Linked DNA regions of Homo sapiens: regions 1, 2, 4 and 5 are each linked to region 3. Evidence: chromatin contacts called from ENCODE Hi-C or POLR2A ChIA-PET data. All regions are on one chromosome and are shown on one strand. The core of a region is the stretch at or near the end of the contact, and the rest is flanking DNA. Distances in the headings are between cores, read along the strand shown.

What was found. A loop is a pair of places that touch in the nucleus more often than their neighbours do. ChIA-PET counts read pairs that join two places held with the same protein, here RNA polymerase II (POLR2A). Pooled maps may share reads with other maps.
Region 1: a loop to region 3 is called in a pooled map, with 9 times the contacts of the local background. The contact joins the promoter of CCDC13 here to the promoter of ANO10 in region 3. A Hi-C loop is called at or near these places in 12 of 50 pooled maps.
Region 2: a map of CD8-positive, alpha-beta T cell shows a loop between it and region 3 (7-fold over the local background). The contact joins the promoter of HIGD1A here to the promoter of ANO10 in region 3. A Hi-C loop is called at or near these places in 4 of 168 maps with a recorded cell type or tissue (CD8-positive, alpha-beta T cell and naive thymus-derived CD4-positive, alpha-beta T cell), 5 of 37 single-sample maps with no recorded cell type and 20 of 50 pooled maps. POLR2A ChIA-PET finds 5 or more read pairs at or near these places in 2 of 52 experiments (GM12878 and PC-9).
Region 4: a loop to region 3 is called in a map of CD8-positive, alpha-beta T cell, with 5 times the contacts of the local background. The contact joins the enhancer-like site here to the promoter of ANO10 in region 3. A Hi-C loop is called at or near these places in 1 of 168 maps with a recorded cell type or tissue (CD8-positive, alpha-beta T cell) and 2 of 50 pooled maps. POLR2A ChIA-PET finds 5 or more read pairs at or near these places in 1 of 52 experiments (activated T-cell).
Region 5: a loop to region 3 is called in a map of CD8-positive, alpha-beta T cell, with 8 times the contacts of the local background. The contact joins the promoter of POMGNT2 here to the promoter of ANO10 in region 3. A Hi-C loop is called at or near these places in 4 of 168 maps with a recorded cell type or tissue (B cell, CD4-positive, alpha-beta T cell, CD8-positive, alpha-beta T cell and 1 more) and 14 of 50 pooled maps. POLR2A ChIA-PET finds 5 or more read pairs at or near these places in 1 of 52 experiments (naive thymus-derived CD8-positive, alpha-beta T cell).

The regions. Positions count from the first base shown.
Region 1 is chr3:42,771,951-42,774,733 of GRCh38, reverse strand. CCDC13 (coiled-coil domain containing 13) reads left to right here and starts at 1,481. Exons shown (of 16, transcript NM_144719.4): 1 at 1,481-1,558. CCDC13-AS2 (CCDC13 antisense RNA 2) reads right to left here. Exons shown (of 2, transcript NR_122070.1): 2 at 1,099-1,529. RefSeq lists an enhancer at 1,301-1,470 and a silencer at 1,601-1,760.
Region 2 is chr3:42,803,086-42,805,785 of GRCh38, reverse strand. HIGD1A (HIG1 hypoxia inducible domain family member 1A) reads left to right here and starts at 1,296. Exons shown (of 4, transcript NM_014056.4): 1 at 1,296-1,350. RefSeq lists an enhancer at 1-259 and a silencer at 1,121-1,340.
Region 3 is chr3:43,620,757-43,623,456 of GRCh38, reverse strand. ANO10 (anoctamin 10) reads left to right here and starts at 1,446. Exons shown (of 13, transcript NM_018075.5): 1 at 1,446-1,548. RefSeq lists enhancers at 1-524, 525-1,177 and a silencer at 1,233-1,732.
Region 4 is chr3:43,022,884-43,025,798 of GRCh38, reverse strand. The region is part of intron 1 of GASK1A (golgi associated kinase 1A); the gene reads right to left. Among named protein-coding and RNA genes, the nearest start is that of GASK1A, 45 kb to the right of the region's middle. Within about 2 kb of position 1,443, at least 3 of the 41 ENCODE cell types and tissues checked have a DNase peak (open chromatin) inside an H3K27ac peak, as active enhancers do; they include CD8-positive, alpha-beta T cell, where a contact is called at or near this core.
Region 5 is chr3:43,104,624-43,107,350 of GRCh38, reverse strand. POMGNT2 (protein O-linked mannose N-acetylglucosaminyltransferase 2 (beta 1,4-)) reads left to right here and starts at 1,272. Exons shown (of 2, transcript NM_032806.6): 1 at 1,272-1,515. RefSeq lists a silencer at 1,185-1,504.

The sequences.
Region 1 (2,783 bases), core at 232-2,731, 850 kb after region 3:
CGGTTCTGAAATTCTCTTGCATCCTTAATTTTCTCACAGCATGTTCTTATTTTAATGAAAACCTGGCTTTCTGCTAGGATCCATGCTTTCCAGAAGCCCTCTAAGTAGACCTGGCTATTCCTTTTCCTATGCCACATAGTCCCATCGTGGTCATGAGGCAAACGAATGATACTCCCCACTACACACACCATTTAAAAAAAACCCTAATCCTTTGAGGCTCACATCTACCTGAATCCTACTCTTTATCCTGTCTCTCTTTGCTGCCACCTGTATATTATACGTCTCCCACCCTCAGCTCACCAGGCAGCAATTGGAGACCAACGGGAAAGATCCATTTTTCCTTTATCAGGAAACTTCGGGTTTATACCTGCAGTGCTGATGGCAGTCTAGTGCCGTATCTTATGTATGCATGTCTATGGGATGGGTATTCATTCACCTTATGAGGAAAAAAAATAGAAAAACAACTGCCAAGGTTTTCAAATTATGAAGTCCTGGATAAATATTTGGGCAGGAGCTGTGGCTCACGCCTGTAATCCCGGCACTTTAGGAGGCCAAGGTGGGCGGATCACCTGAGGTCAGGAGTTCAAGACCAGCCTGGTCAACATGGTGAAACCCCGTCTCCACTAAAAATAAAAAAATTAGCCAGGTGTGGTGGCGGGTGCCTGTAATCCCAGCTACTCAGGAGGCTGAGGCAGGAGAATCGCTTGAACCTGGGAAATGGAGGTTGCAATGAGCTGAGATCGCACCACTGCACTCCAGCCTGGGCGACACAGCGAGACTCTATCATAGATAGATAGATAGATTAGATAGATAGATAGATAGAAAGAAATCTCCCTTGAATCATCTTTCCTAGAAATTTGCCTCCCACCCCCATATTGCCCTGAAATATAGTAGTGTCTTACATTGGAAGGTGCCATTTAAAAAAAAAAAAACAAGTATTTTCCTTTATGAAAATAAACGATGTTCATTATTTTAAAAATTCTCTAAAGTGTAAAAATAAAAACACAGCACTGCTATTCCACCACCCAAATATAACCACTTTTAATATTTCTATTTCGGTCTTGTTTTAGTGCCTAGTTTGAAATAAACACAACTTTATTTATTTAGCATTGCTATATTGCGTCCTGCTTCCTTCACTCACCATCATAACATGGCCTTTCCCCACACTGTTTTACATTTTTCAAATATATCTGAATGGCTACTTTAAATTTCATGGTGAGATCGTTCGCTTTTTAACTCCCCAACAGGAGAGCGGAATGGGCATCTCTGTGCAGAACGTTTGGTCCACAAAACTTTTTTAAAAATATACTCCAGAAGATTTAAAATCTCCAGCGCACTCGAGATCGTGCTCGCTTGGATCCAGCCCAGCGCGCCATCAGCGCCTCTGTCACTTTCAGAACTCTTGGCGCCCCCTCGGCCCCCGTAGAGTAGCGTTGAAAACGCGCAAGTGACGTCGCTTGTTTCCCTGGTGACGGTTGCCAGGGCAGCGCGTGTCGGCGTCCGGAGGAGGTGACCTAGCCGCCGCGGTCCTAGAAGGGAGAAGTGGAGAGAGACCGCTGTAAGTGCCGGGGAGAGCGGAAGGGCCCGGGCCGGAGCTGGGAAAGCCCGCAGCTGCCGGGGGCGCGGAACCGAGCCCGAGCGCAACCCCAGCCCGAGCGCGCTGCCACTGGCCGGGCGCTCACCGCGTGCTGGGCGCCCAGCGAGGACTCTTCCCCTTCGTCCTTTGAATCTTCACACACAGCCCTCTTCTAACCCAGGCAGACGCTTATTTTCCATGCAGTACATGGGTTAATGAGGCGCAGAGGGTGGGTCGCCTGCCCCAAAGTCATAGCGTAGATGGCACAGTCAGAACTCGAACTCAGGTCCGCCTGACAAGCGCTGTTTGCTGGGCCTCTGCCACTGGGCCCTCTCGCACCGCACTGAAAGATGCGACCCGACGGCGTGCACTTCCGCATCTCCCAGTTCCCCTTCCAGGCCCAGCCCCCACAGGACTGGGGACTCGCAAGAGGGAGTTCCCCTCCAAGCCCGGAGTCCAGCCCTGAGAACCAGAGCATCACCCCGCTCCCATCCCAAACCCATCCCTACGAAGATGCTAGCAGTGCACAGAGCGCCAAACTAGGCATCCGTGGGCGGCCTCCCCACACCTCCAGGCCCCTAGACTGTTGTTGAGAATACTCGAAAAGAACACAGTAAAAGAAAAGAAGAAAGAGAAGGAGAGGGGAAGAGAAAAACAATGAAAAAAGTGGCAGGCCGATGGGGCAAGGGGTCTCAATCCTTCCTCACTGGTCCCTGTCACCTATGGTCCCATATCCTGTGGGATCTTGCTTCCTCATAGGACTCCAGAGTGCATGCCACTCTTCCTACTCCCTGGCTCTAAGTCCTACCTGAGCCAAGAGTTCTTTCCATGCAGCTCTAGCCTTTACTTTATTTTTTTTATTATTACTTTTTTTTTTTTTTTTTTTTTTTGACGGAGTCTCGCTCTATCGCCCAGGCTGGAGTGCAGTAGCGCGATCTTGGCTCATTGCAACCTCTGCCTCCCAGGTTCAAGCGATTCTCCTGCCTTGGGCTCGAGTAGCTGGGATTACAGGCGCCCGCCACCATGCCTGGCTAATTTTGGTATTTTTAGTAGAGATGGGGTTTCACCATGTTGGCCAGGCTGGTCTCAAACTCCTGACCTCAGGTGATCCACCCACCTCAGCCTCCCAAAGTTTTGGGATTACACGCATGAGCCACCACGCCCGGCTTAGCCTTTACTTTTAAAAGAAAATAGACTTAAAGCAGAT
Region 2 (2,700 bases), core at 47-2,546, 820 kb after region 3:
CAGGACCTCCTGAGGGCTGTGTCAGGGGCCACGGTCACTCACATTTGGTTCAGAATAAATCTCTTCAAATATCTTAGAGTTTGACTTTTTTCGTTGACCCACCAATTGGCCGGATTATTACTCATTATTTACTTGACAAACACATTAGGAGCCCTGTCCCCGGAAGCTCGCTGTCACGAGGGGCCTCTGACATCTCCTTCTTGAGAGAAAGGTCGCCTGGCCTGGGTGAGGTCGTAGTTCCCGCGACCCCGTGCTTGCAAGTACTGGCTGCCTCCTACTATAGTGTAAGCTCCAGGAAGGATCCCGCGGGGGACCTGACAGCTCACGGTCCTGGCCGACAACCGCCCTGGGAGCGGAATGGATGGAGCCCGCAGTCGTCCCGGCGCACTGGGCAAGCTCTGCTCCCACTGTGGCAGGCCAGATCTCCATTAGCAACCAGAGCAGCTCTCACCAACGCCTCACTGTCATTCTGATGCATGTATAAGTTAAACATTGGAGAAACTGGTGCCTTAGGAGAAAGGCTAGAATGTAAAGACAAGTCCATTAGGATCCCGCCTGAGCTTTTTCAACCCCTAGAGTTTAATTAAAATAATGGAGTTGTTCTTGCACACCTTGTACCAGGACCCACTTTAGATTATTTCCAAGGCTCTGAAGCAATTGTCTAGACACCTGACCCTATTACCGTTAAAGATTGGCTTGAGTGAAACACTTTGGCTTTCGACTTGTAAATGCACTGAATGTATTTAAGCACTAGAAAAACTTGTATTAATAATTTTGAGTTGGTCTGGTGAGTTACTCCGACCTTCTCCCTGTAACCTGTTGCAGAAATAAACTCCGTTCTTTCCCAGTCTGTCTGCATCTCGTTACTGAACGGCGAGAACAAGCAGTCGGACCCGGGTGGGTCGGGGAACACAACCTCACCCGCAGCCGAAACCCCTCACCCGCATCCCTTCCCGGCCCGTGAGGCGTCCGCAGGCGGCGGCGCTCGGGACACGGCGTTCGCGGTGCTCGCCTCCGCTGCCCGAGGGGAAAAGGGCAGGAGAAATCTGAGGAGTCCTTGGGCCAGGAGCCAAAGCCCCTCAAGTGCCCGGGCGCGAACCCCAGGCGCCGAGCTCTCACGTCTGTCTCCGCCAGTACGCTAGAGCCGGGGTAGTGGGCCAGCACTCACCGGCCCAGCCAATCCAGGACCCGCTCTGCACTGCCCCACCCGCCGCGCACACGCACGCGTCCTTTTGCGGCCGCTGGCCTCTGATTGGCTGGGACGGCTGTGGGTGGGGAGAAGCCGGGAGGACTGGGTGCGCCTGCAGGGATCGGAAGCCGGTTGGGGTGTGAGAGGTTTTCTCGCTCTAGGTAAGCGAAACAAGCCGGGGGACTGCGAGCCAGGGACTCGGGCCGCGGGGCGGGAAGAAGTGGGGCAGCGCTTGGCCAGGCCGAAAGGACTTTGGGGGTGGGGGCTGGGAGTCCGTGTCTCGAATGAGGGAGGAGAGGTGGAGTTGCCGGGGCTCAGGCCCGGCCTCGAGCATGGGCGGATGAGAGGAGTCGGGAGCCGAGGCCTAGGGTCCTTCGGGTGAGGGGAGACGGAGCCAGCGAGGAGATGGAGCAGAAGCTTGTGGAGTGAGTTGCCGAGCGGGGAAGACTCGCTGATGGGGTGGTAATGAGAGACGGGGGCCAGGAGGGTGTTGACTGGGCCCGACGGCGGGGAGCGAGGAGCGGGAGCTTCCCCGGAGCTTGGAACATTCTGAAGAGCGGGCTAAGCGGCAGGCGAGGCGGGATAGGAGAGCGAGCGCTCCGGTCACGGAGTCACGACAAGGTCACAGGAAGAGAGGCGGCGAGGAAGGTCGGGAGGTTGAGGGGAGGGCGTACTAGCAGAGGACCTTCCAGTCCTGGTCTTGCTTTTCTCCCCGACCTGGTGTTTCCTCCACCCTGGGAAAGTGATAAGGCCTAGGGTCCTGTGTAGTGCTTCTGTGACCGAATTAAATTTTTCTCCTGCCGAGTCGGCGGGTTAGAGATTACAAAGCACAGCGTAAGGGCAGAATTAGGAGCAGCCGACATGATGCAGCAGTGATATTCGCCTTTGTCTTAAATTCCCGGAGTGGGAAGCAGCTATTTCCCTCTTCGGAGTAATCCCCACGACAGGGATCCCTGCTTCCGGAAGTACAAAGGCACTTTGGAGTAAGACAGGTTTGGATGGAAAGTTCTAACAGGTTGAAGCGGTGACAACCTGGTCATGAAGCTCCAGCATGACACACATATTTGGAGTCCTGTATACTAGGAGTTCTCTTTGTGCACCAGAGTCACTTGAAGGGGCTTCTTAAAGATTCCTTGAGCTCTGCCCCAGACCACCTGAATCCGGATCTCCATGCTGGGGCCTTGGCAGCCATTTTAAACAAGCTGATGGGCGACTGATGCAAAATCAGTTTGAAGCCAGCGTTGCTTTAGATAGTAATTCCCGTGACAAAATGACTGTGAAGAAAGATCCTTCATTCAACCTGTTACGTCTCCTGATGCTGGACGGCTCATCTTCCCTTAATGCCTCTTTAGGTTCCCTGTGGAAAGGTCTTCAGTCGTGTCTTACTAAGCGTACAGAATTAATTTGTGCTCTCCAAACTGACTTTAAATATCTGGTTACTGGTGCCTTTTTTAGCGTCTATTCAACTTTCTGACAGAAATCTGGGACAACTACTGTGGGTGGATGAGAAA
Region 3 (2,700 bases), core at 197-2,696:
GATACATTCCAAGATCCACAGTGGATGCTTGAAACTGAGGATAGTATAAAACTCTATGTATACTATGTTTTTTCCTACACATACATACATACTATGATAAAGTTTCATTTATAAATTAGGTACAGTAAGGGATTAACAACAATGAATAATAATAAAATAGAACAATTATAAAAATAGACTGTAATAAAAGGTGAATATGGTCTCTCTCTCTCTCTCCAAATATCTTATTGTTCTGGCCTCACCTATTTTCAGACTGTGGTAGACCCTGGGTAACTAAAAACACTTAAAGCCGGCAGGGCGCGGTGGCTCACGCCTGTAATCCCAGCACTTTGGGAAACCGAGGCAGGCGGATCACCTGAGGTCAGGAGTTCTAGACCAGCCTGGCCAACATAGTGAAACCCTGTCTCTACAAAAAATACAAAAATTAGCTGGGCATGATGGTGCGCGCCTGTAATCCCAGCTACTCAGGAGGCTGAGGCAGGAGAATCGCTTGAACCCGGGAGGCGGAGGTTGCAGTGAGCCGAGACTGCGCCACTGCACTCCAGCCTGGGTGACATTGCGAGGCTCTATCTCAAAACAACAACAACAAAAAGTCAAAAAGTGTGGTGGACAGAAGAAATAGGAGAGCAGGTAAGGAAATGGTGGGGTGAGGAGCAGATGAGAACAGGTATTAAGTAGGATGGTCAGAAAGGGCCTCAGGGAGAAAGTGAGAGCCCAGCAAACACTGAGGGAGGTGAGGAAGTGAGCCAAGCAGCCAACCGAGGGAAGAGCTTTCTGGGCAGAAGGAATGGCTGGGGCAGACTCTGAGCCTGGAGGTGGAAAGGTGTCTGGCGATTTCTAGGAGGAGCAAGGGTTTTGGGATTTGGCTGTGGTTGGATGTTAGGTTTTAATTATAAAAGGATCTGCGTTTTTCACAACTTGAAAGTGAGCTACAGTTAAAATGAGACTTGTTCTTATACCTGAAAGTGACCAGAAAATTAGGTTCTGGTCTTTAAGAGATGGAAGAGGGAAATGTGAAGGGGCGTATTCCTTTCCCCTGCCCCGACCGCTCGCGGTTGGAGAGCCCAGCCACATGCCGCCCCGGCTCGGAGTGACAGCCCAACCAGGCCTCTGCCTTCTCGGCCGCGCCTCTCCCGCTGCCGTCCGGATTTCGATGGGTGGTACAGTACGTTAGGCACGCCCCTCCCTTTCTCCCGGCCTGGTCTCCTGTTCCAGGCGACAGCCCAATGAGGGCTGCCTTTTTTTCTTCGGACCGGTTCCAGTCTAGGTTCTCGTCCACTACGATCGCCCAGTGAGGCCCCGCCCCTCCCACCGCAGTTCCGCCCCTCCCGGAGCTACCGCCCAGTGAGGCCCCGCCTCTCCCGCCGCGGCCCCGCCCCCCTGCGTGTGACCGCATCTAGGCCCCGCCGCGTCCGCCACGCCCAGCGCTCGGCGGCGCCCGCCCCACTGGCCTGGCCCGCCCCCCGCACCGAGCACTCTTTCGCCCGGCCTCCGGTTCTCGCCGGCTCTCGGACCCGCCTCCGAAGACGTGGAGCGCTGCGGCGGCTGGTGAGTCGGGGAGGGCACCTCGGACCCCCCAGCTGTCCGCAGCAGAGCCCGGCCCCTTGCAGCCACAGAGCCCCGGCCGCTGCAGGCTCCAGGAGCTCCGCCTGGTCGCCGCCCTGCGTTCCCGGGCCGCCTCCCGGTGCCAGCACCCCTGGGGATGGGAAGTGGGACCAGGATGGGCGCGGGGGCTGTGGGGGCAGGGACGAGTGAAGGTGTTGCGGGGAGCGGCGGTCGCAGGGGAGGGGAGAGGTTTGTGGAGGGGATTATGGGTCTGGGGCGAGGGTTTGAGTCCTGAGAGAAAGGCGGTGAGGCGGAAATTTGGGGCTGGTGAAGTCAGGATGGAGGATGTTGGGGGCCTCAGCGCTTTGGGGAAGGAGGCAGTGAGTGGGGTGGTCGGCGGAGCGGAGTGAAGGGTGGTTTTTAGAAGGGTCAGCTCGCGGGTCCCGGGGTTCTTGCTTCCCGGGCAGTCCGGGGATCAGGGCGGACTAGGCTGTCTCCAAGCAGGTTTGGCCGGAGCGGGCTTGCAGGATAATGCTCACATCGAGGTGACTGAGTTTCCAGGCTTTTGACTGGGACATACTGTACAGTTTAAATAATAGATACCTGTCTGGCTAGTGCCTGGGACACCTGAGAAACGTGGATGGAATGGGGTTCTCCCCTATAGGCAGCGTCTGATTTTGTGGGTGCCTTCACAGCACCAGCATTGGTGTGCGCTGCCTTCTGTAAAACCTTATATTCCAGCAGGACGGTGTATGGAGATCCCAGACTTAAAAAGTGCAGCTGAGGTTTATTCAGACTCAAGACACAGTTGTATCATATTGCCTTAAATCCTGCGGAGTTTAAATCTAATCCTGTGGGGTTTAAAGCGGTTAAATCCACTTTGTAGTGTCTACTTTTAATTTAAAGTCATACAAATCTAGAGGACTAGATGTTTTCTAAGGGCCCATTCTGCATGATAAACAGTTTAAAATTCGCTATGGAAAGTAAATCATCTGTTCTGAACAGCTGTTGCTGAAAGAATCGTAGAGTTGCAGATGAATGAAATTTGAAAGATCTAAAATAATGGAAGGGCATAGAAAAGTCTTGATAAATTGAAGTGTGTAAATGCACTTAAACCCACTGAAACTTTTTTCTTTTTGTTTTTTTTGAGACGGA
Region 4 (2,915 bases), core at 194-2,693, 600 kb after region 3:
TTTTTAAGAAGAAAGGAGTGTGCCCTTACCGAATGCAGTGACTAATCAGCCCTCAGAGCAACGACCTTTTTCCAACTTCCGTGCTCAGGAGCCACAGCACCCAAACAGACCTGAGAATTCCAAGAATTTTGTTCCTGCTGCACACTTCCACAAGATTTATTCACCAGCTTTGTGTGAATCGAGTGCAGCCTCCAGGCTGATCACTTAGCCGCATTCTTCTGGAAAGACCACCCTTGAAGCCCTTTGGAGTGACATGGACCAGGAAGTGAGGTGATCCACCTATCCCAGTTAGACTTCTAAGAGTGAAGGAGAGAGGGAGGGACCACAGGGTCACCTAGCAGTTCTCCACTTTCTAATTTATTCACCATCTCATCCTCTCTCCTATGGATTCCCATCCTTCTGTTTCCAATCTGGCTAAAAGGTAGCACTGTCCACCCAGATACCCAAGCCAGAAATCTGGGCCTGACCTTCATTCCACCTTTCCTCTGCCCCATACATCTAAGTCTTGCAAATTTTTCCTCCTAAACAGCTCTTGAACCAATCCGTTTCTCATTAGACCCTCTGTGACTGAGCCCAGGCACCCTCTTCTTTACCAGGACACGTGCAACAGCCCCCTTTGCTCCCACTCCTGCTCCTCTGCAGGCCACTTGCCACAAACTGGATCATATCCTTCAAAGTCTCCTTAGAGAACACCTAAATGCCGGAAGTGCTCTAGCCATGCTAAACTTCTTTCAATTCTGGACAGTGCCAGACCCACTCTGTCTCCACACCTTTATATGTGTTGATCCTTCTGCCTGAAATAGACCCCTCCTCCTGTTTCCATTGCTCAGGTCTCAGCTTAGACACCACCTCCCCCAGGAAGCCTTCCCCTGAGACTCCTCAATGAATTGGATGTCCTCGCCGTGTGCTCCCATAACACACTGTTCCTTCCCAAGCACACCCCTTTTCACTCTGTACTGGATTTGATCATTTAATGTCTGTCGCTCAATGGATGGGTTGATCCATGCAGGCAGGACATGGGCTCACAATTGCATCTCCAGACTATCACAGTGCCTGGCACGTGAGAAGCTCTCTGCAAAATGAGCTGTCAGATAAGAGGGGTTATCAGGGAGGTGGAAACACTGTTCCCTGGCCTGTGGCACTGCACGTCTGCTGGTGAAGAGGGCTCCTCCAATCTCCAAGGCTCTTTTCTGTTTGGAAAGCCAGCCACCCCCACCCACTACCCAACACAGCAGATGCTTTTTGTGCCCCATTATTTTAAAATGTACCCAGAGTTTGTTTCAAGCAAACACTGCACCTGCAGTGTTTGGTAAGACACAGAGACACAAAAATAATTGCCATGAAATAAGTTTTTGATATATTCACAGTCAGCTAGAAACAGGAAGTACGGCATGCCACACAGGGCCACAGGAGCTGAGATGGGCAGGCAAATTGCGAGAGCAAATGCAGCTGAAGCCTTTACTGTGGTTTTCACAGTACGGAATGAGCAAAGAAAGTTAAGCTAACTGAAATTGAATAATTTCAGCAGGCTCTGGGCTATAGGTGATAGAGCAGAGGACAGACAGAAAGCTGATAAAAGAAGATGGGTGATATAGACTCAGAATTGGTTGGTTTGCACACGAAAGGTATGCTCACAGGCCAGTTGATTACTCTCTCTTCTTAAGAATTAGCTAACCCTCGGAGGGGCAGTCCTTCCCTAAGTCCACAAGGCACCAGACACCAGAGCATAAAAAACCAGAAAATAAGAGAATATAGTGAACACACCCACGTTATGTCCCCGTGGCCCCCGATTGACTCCAGCTGCCCCCACAGCAGACAATCCTCCTGTGTACTGCCGGTCCCCACCTCAAGGACCTGATCACTCCTGCTTTCTTGCCTGCTGTGCCAGGAAGCTCAGGGGAAATTAACACATCTGGTGACAGCCCTCAAGCAATAAGGGACAAAAGTCAGTGGGTAAATAAGCCAATCTCCCTCTTGAGAGGCATTCAATATCATTGCAACTAACAGTGCTCAGTAGGTCTGAGCCTCTTTTCTATAAAACAAATGATGCCTTGTCACCCCCTAAGATACATTTATCTGATGATTTTTCTGAAGTGAGATCCTAAATTTCTGTCCCAATTAGATATGCTTTTAATTTGGTCTATATTGCTATTTTAGAAAACACACAGGTACTACATGCATAGATATGCACTGTTAAAAACCCATATACCAAATAAATCAGGGCAAAATCGAACATCTCCTTCTCCTCCCCAGAGGAAGCCACAGTTAGCAATTAGGGTGTGCATCTTCTCAGGCTGTTGCTTTTCTTTGCATTATAACATATGCATATGTCACAGTATATTAGTTTCCTGTAGCTGCCATAACAGATTACCACTGACTTGCTGGCTTAAAACAACATAAATGTATTCCCTCACAGTTCTGGAGGCCAGAAGTTCCACATCAGTTTCACCGGGTCAAAATCAAGGTGTCAGCAGGGCCGTGCTACCTCCAAAGGCTCTAGGGGAGAATCTGTTCCTTGCCTCTTCCAGCTTTTGGTGGCTGTCGGCATTCCTTGTCTTGTAGTCACATCACTCCAGTCTCCGCCTCCATGGTCTCCTCTTTTGTTTGTGTCAAATCTCCCTCTGCCTCTTACTTAGATGCATATTTGTGATGGCATTTAGGGTCCACCTGGGTAATCCACAGTAAGTTCCCCATCTCAAGATCCTAAATCAGATCTGCAAAGATCCTTTTTCTAAATGAGATAACATGCACAGCATTTGGGGATAATTTTTCAGCCTACTACACATGGTAATTATTTTCAGCATAAAGGAAATGACTATGCCACAACTTGCTTTGATTGACATAAGAGGCCCTGAAGCTTTTTCCGTATTTATCCATACAGAGGTGCTTTACTCTTTTTAACTGCTGCATAATAT
Region 5 (2,727 bases), core at 23-2,522, 520 kb after region 3:
GTCCTTATTTGCCATCTGTATAACTACTTTGGTAAAATATATATTAATGTCTTCTGTATATTTAAAAACTTATGATCCAGGATACAGTTTATCTTAATATATATACCAAGGTTGCTTGAAAAGAATGTGTATTCTGTTGGTGGGTGAAGTATTATGTAAATATCAATTAGATTAGGATGGTATTAGTGTTGATCTTTTCTATATCCTTGCTGACTTTCTGTCTAGTGTTCTATCAGTTGTTGAGAGAGGGATGCTGAAGTTTCCAATTACAGTTGCAGAGTTGTCTATTTCTAATTATGGTTCTATCATTTGATTTATTTATGTTAAGGCTATGTCGTTAGGTGTATCCACATTTAGAATTATGTCTTCTTGGTGAATTGAACCTTTTATCATTATATAATTATCCCTTTTTTATTCTTGGTAATTTTCCTTGCTGTCAATTCTACTCTCTCTGAAAGTAATATCACCACTTCAGCCTTTCAGTTTATTATCATCTAAACAACACTATTCAGCCTTTGCAGTCATCCACAATTATTAGAATTTCTTGGTTAGAGGCTTTTGACTACATGTTTTTAAAGGTTTTTGGCTGTATTGACAAATTGCCCTGCAAAAATTTACCAACTTAATACCTTAACATTTGGGCTAATTTAAAATAATCATAAATTAAAGTCAGGGCTTTCCCAATTTGATAGGTAGAAATCTTATAACTCTATGGAGGTGGAGTTGGTGGTGGTAGGTGCATCTCTAGATGACTTAAGTTCAAAAAAAGTCAAGAGATCTAAAAAAGAAGTCAAAAGATCTAAAATTCATAACTCAAGAAATAGGGGCATATGTATATTCGGAGAATCCGCGGGAATGCCAGATGCCACAGCCATAAGTAGCTGCCCTTGAGGACTGGACAGCCAGGACTGGACGGTGGGATAAGGTGACAGCTGGTTAATGGAATGGTGCCGCAGAGGACTGGTGCTTTTGTAAGTTCTCTGTAGCATTACAATTTTTAAAAGCATGTAAACGTATTAATTACCTTGACTTTACAATGACATTTGGTTGTTGGTTAAACTTGCATTTAAATTTATTATCAGAACTGCCATAACTGTGTAATCCTAACACTAAGTAAAACTCAGCCTCTCGGCGCAAATTATCACTCCCAACATTCCGCAGGCTGGTGGCGGCGCGGGCTGTCCTCGTACGCAAAACTACACCTCCCAGGATTCCGCGAGCCAAGGTTGTGGCCGGGGCCAGGGCAACCGAACTCGCGGCTCTGCGCAGGCGCACAGGCTCCGCGCCGGGCTCGCCCGCCGGGCAGGCGCACGGCGGACACCTGCGAGCCTGGAGGTGGCGGTCGCTGCGAACCCGGCGGCGCGGCCAAACCTGTGCTGGCTGCCTGGGCCTTCTGGGCCTCCTGGGCCAGAAGCTGGCGCTGGGGGCGGCGGCGGGGTGGGAAAGCGGCGCCGCCGTGGGGCCTCCTGGACGCGTCGGCGGAGGTGGCTTCGTCCCGCGGAGTCCAGGCTTCAGGTAAGACGCGCGCGCGCTTGGGGCTGGAGCGGACTCCGACACCCGCCTGGGACTTGAAGTGGAGGTGTCGAACCCTCGGCCCCCTGGAGGGGACGACGCGGTGCTGGGCCCCGGGGTGAGGGGGAGGTTCTAGGACGCCTTCGGGATCCAGGAGAGTTTGCAGAACTGAGGGGTGACGTGTGAAGCGAGCTGAGGGAGGCGCGGGAGGTGGGCGGGGCGGGGGTGGACCCTCAGGGTCGGGGGCCGGGGATTGGGGGTCGGGGGCCGGGGGCCGGGGACCTGGGCAACGCCCTGGGGCTTGCCAGTTCGAGCCCTCAGCTCGTGGCAGGCACTGGCGTCGGGTCCTCAGGCCCTTTTGCTTTGGGAGGTGATGGGTGGTGCACATTTGGCGGGGGTGGTGGGGAGCCACGCGAGGTGCGCGGAGCGGGCCTGGGCCTCCCCAACTGCCTTTGAAGGCAGAACCCCGGCAGGCCTGCAGCTGATTCCTGGGCGCTTTGGGGGCCAGTAGGGCACCTACCATGTGTGTCCGGTGGTAAGAGCTTGCCACGGCCTGCTTGGCAGTGCCAGAGTAGCCTCTGAAGAAGGAACCCAGTGAACTCCTGACTCCATGTGTGTGTTTAGGAACCCGTCTCCAGCTCACTGATGGGAACTCTCTGCTAAAGTATGTGACCGTCAGGCCAGAGTCTTGCACCAGGTGCAGGGCGACCAGTGTCTGCCTACTTTATTGCCAGCCAACACTTAGAGCGTACTCTTGGGAGAAGCAAGGCTCCGCGTGGAAAAGGATGACTTCAGGGTTATGGGGCGAGCTTGATAGGACTTAGTAGCTAAGAGCATAGACAGAGGAGGTTTCATTCACCAAATGTTTACTACAATATGTGCCCCGCCTTCAAATCTTGGTTCTCGGCTACTAGCGGTGTGCGTTTAAGCAAGTCACTTATCCTCTCTTAGCCTCTGTTTCTTTCTCTGTGAAGTGGAGATGAAAGTACAGTGCCTTTATCACGGGGTTGCAGTGGGGATGAAATAGTGCCAGGCAAGTCCTCAGCCCAGTATGTCTAACAGTAAGTGTGTGGCAAATATCAGCAGTCGTGGTGACTAACGACAGAAAGTGTTAGAGGTGCTTGGAGTCCAGGTTCATCTTTAATGGTACTAGCTGCCCTCTCTGGCTCTCATGAATCTTGCAGATCTTCCAGCTCATCCTTTCAATATTAATTT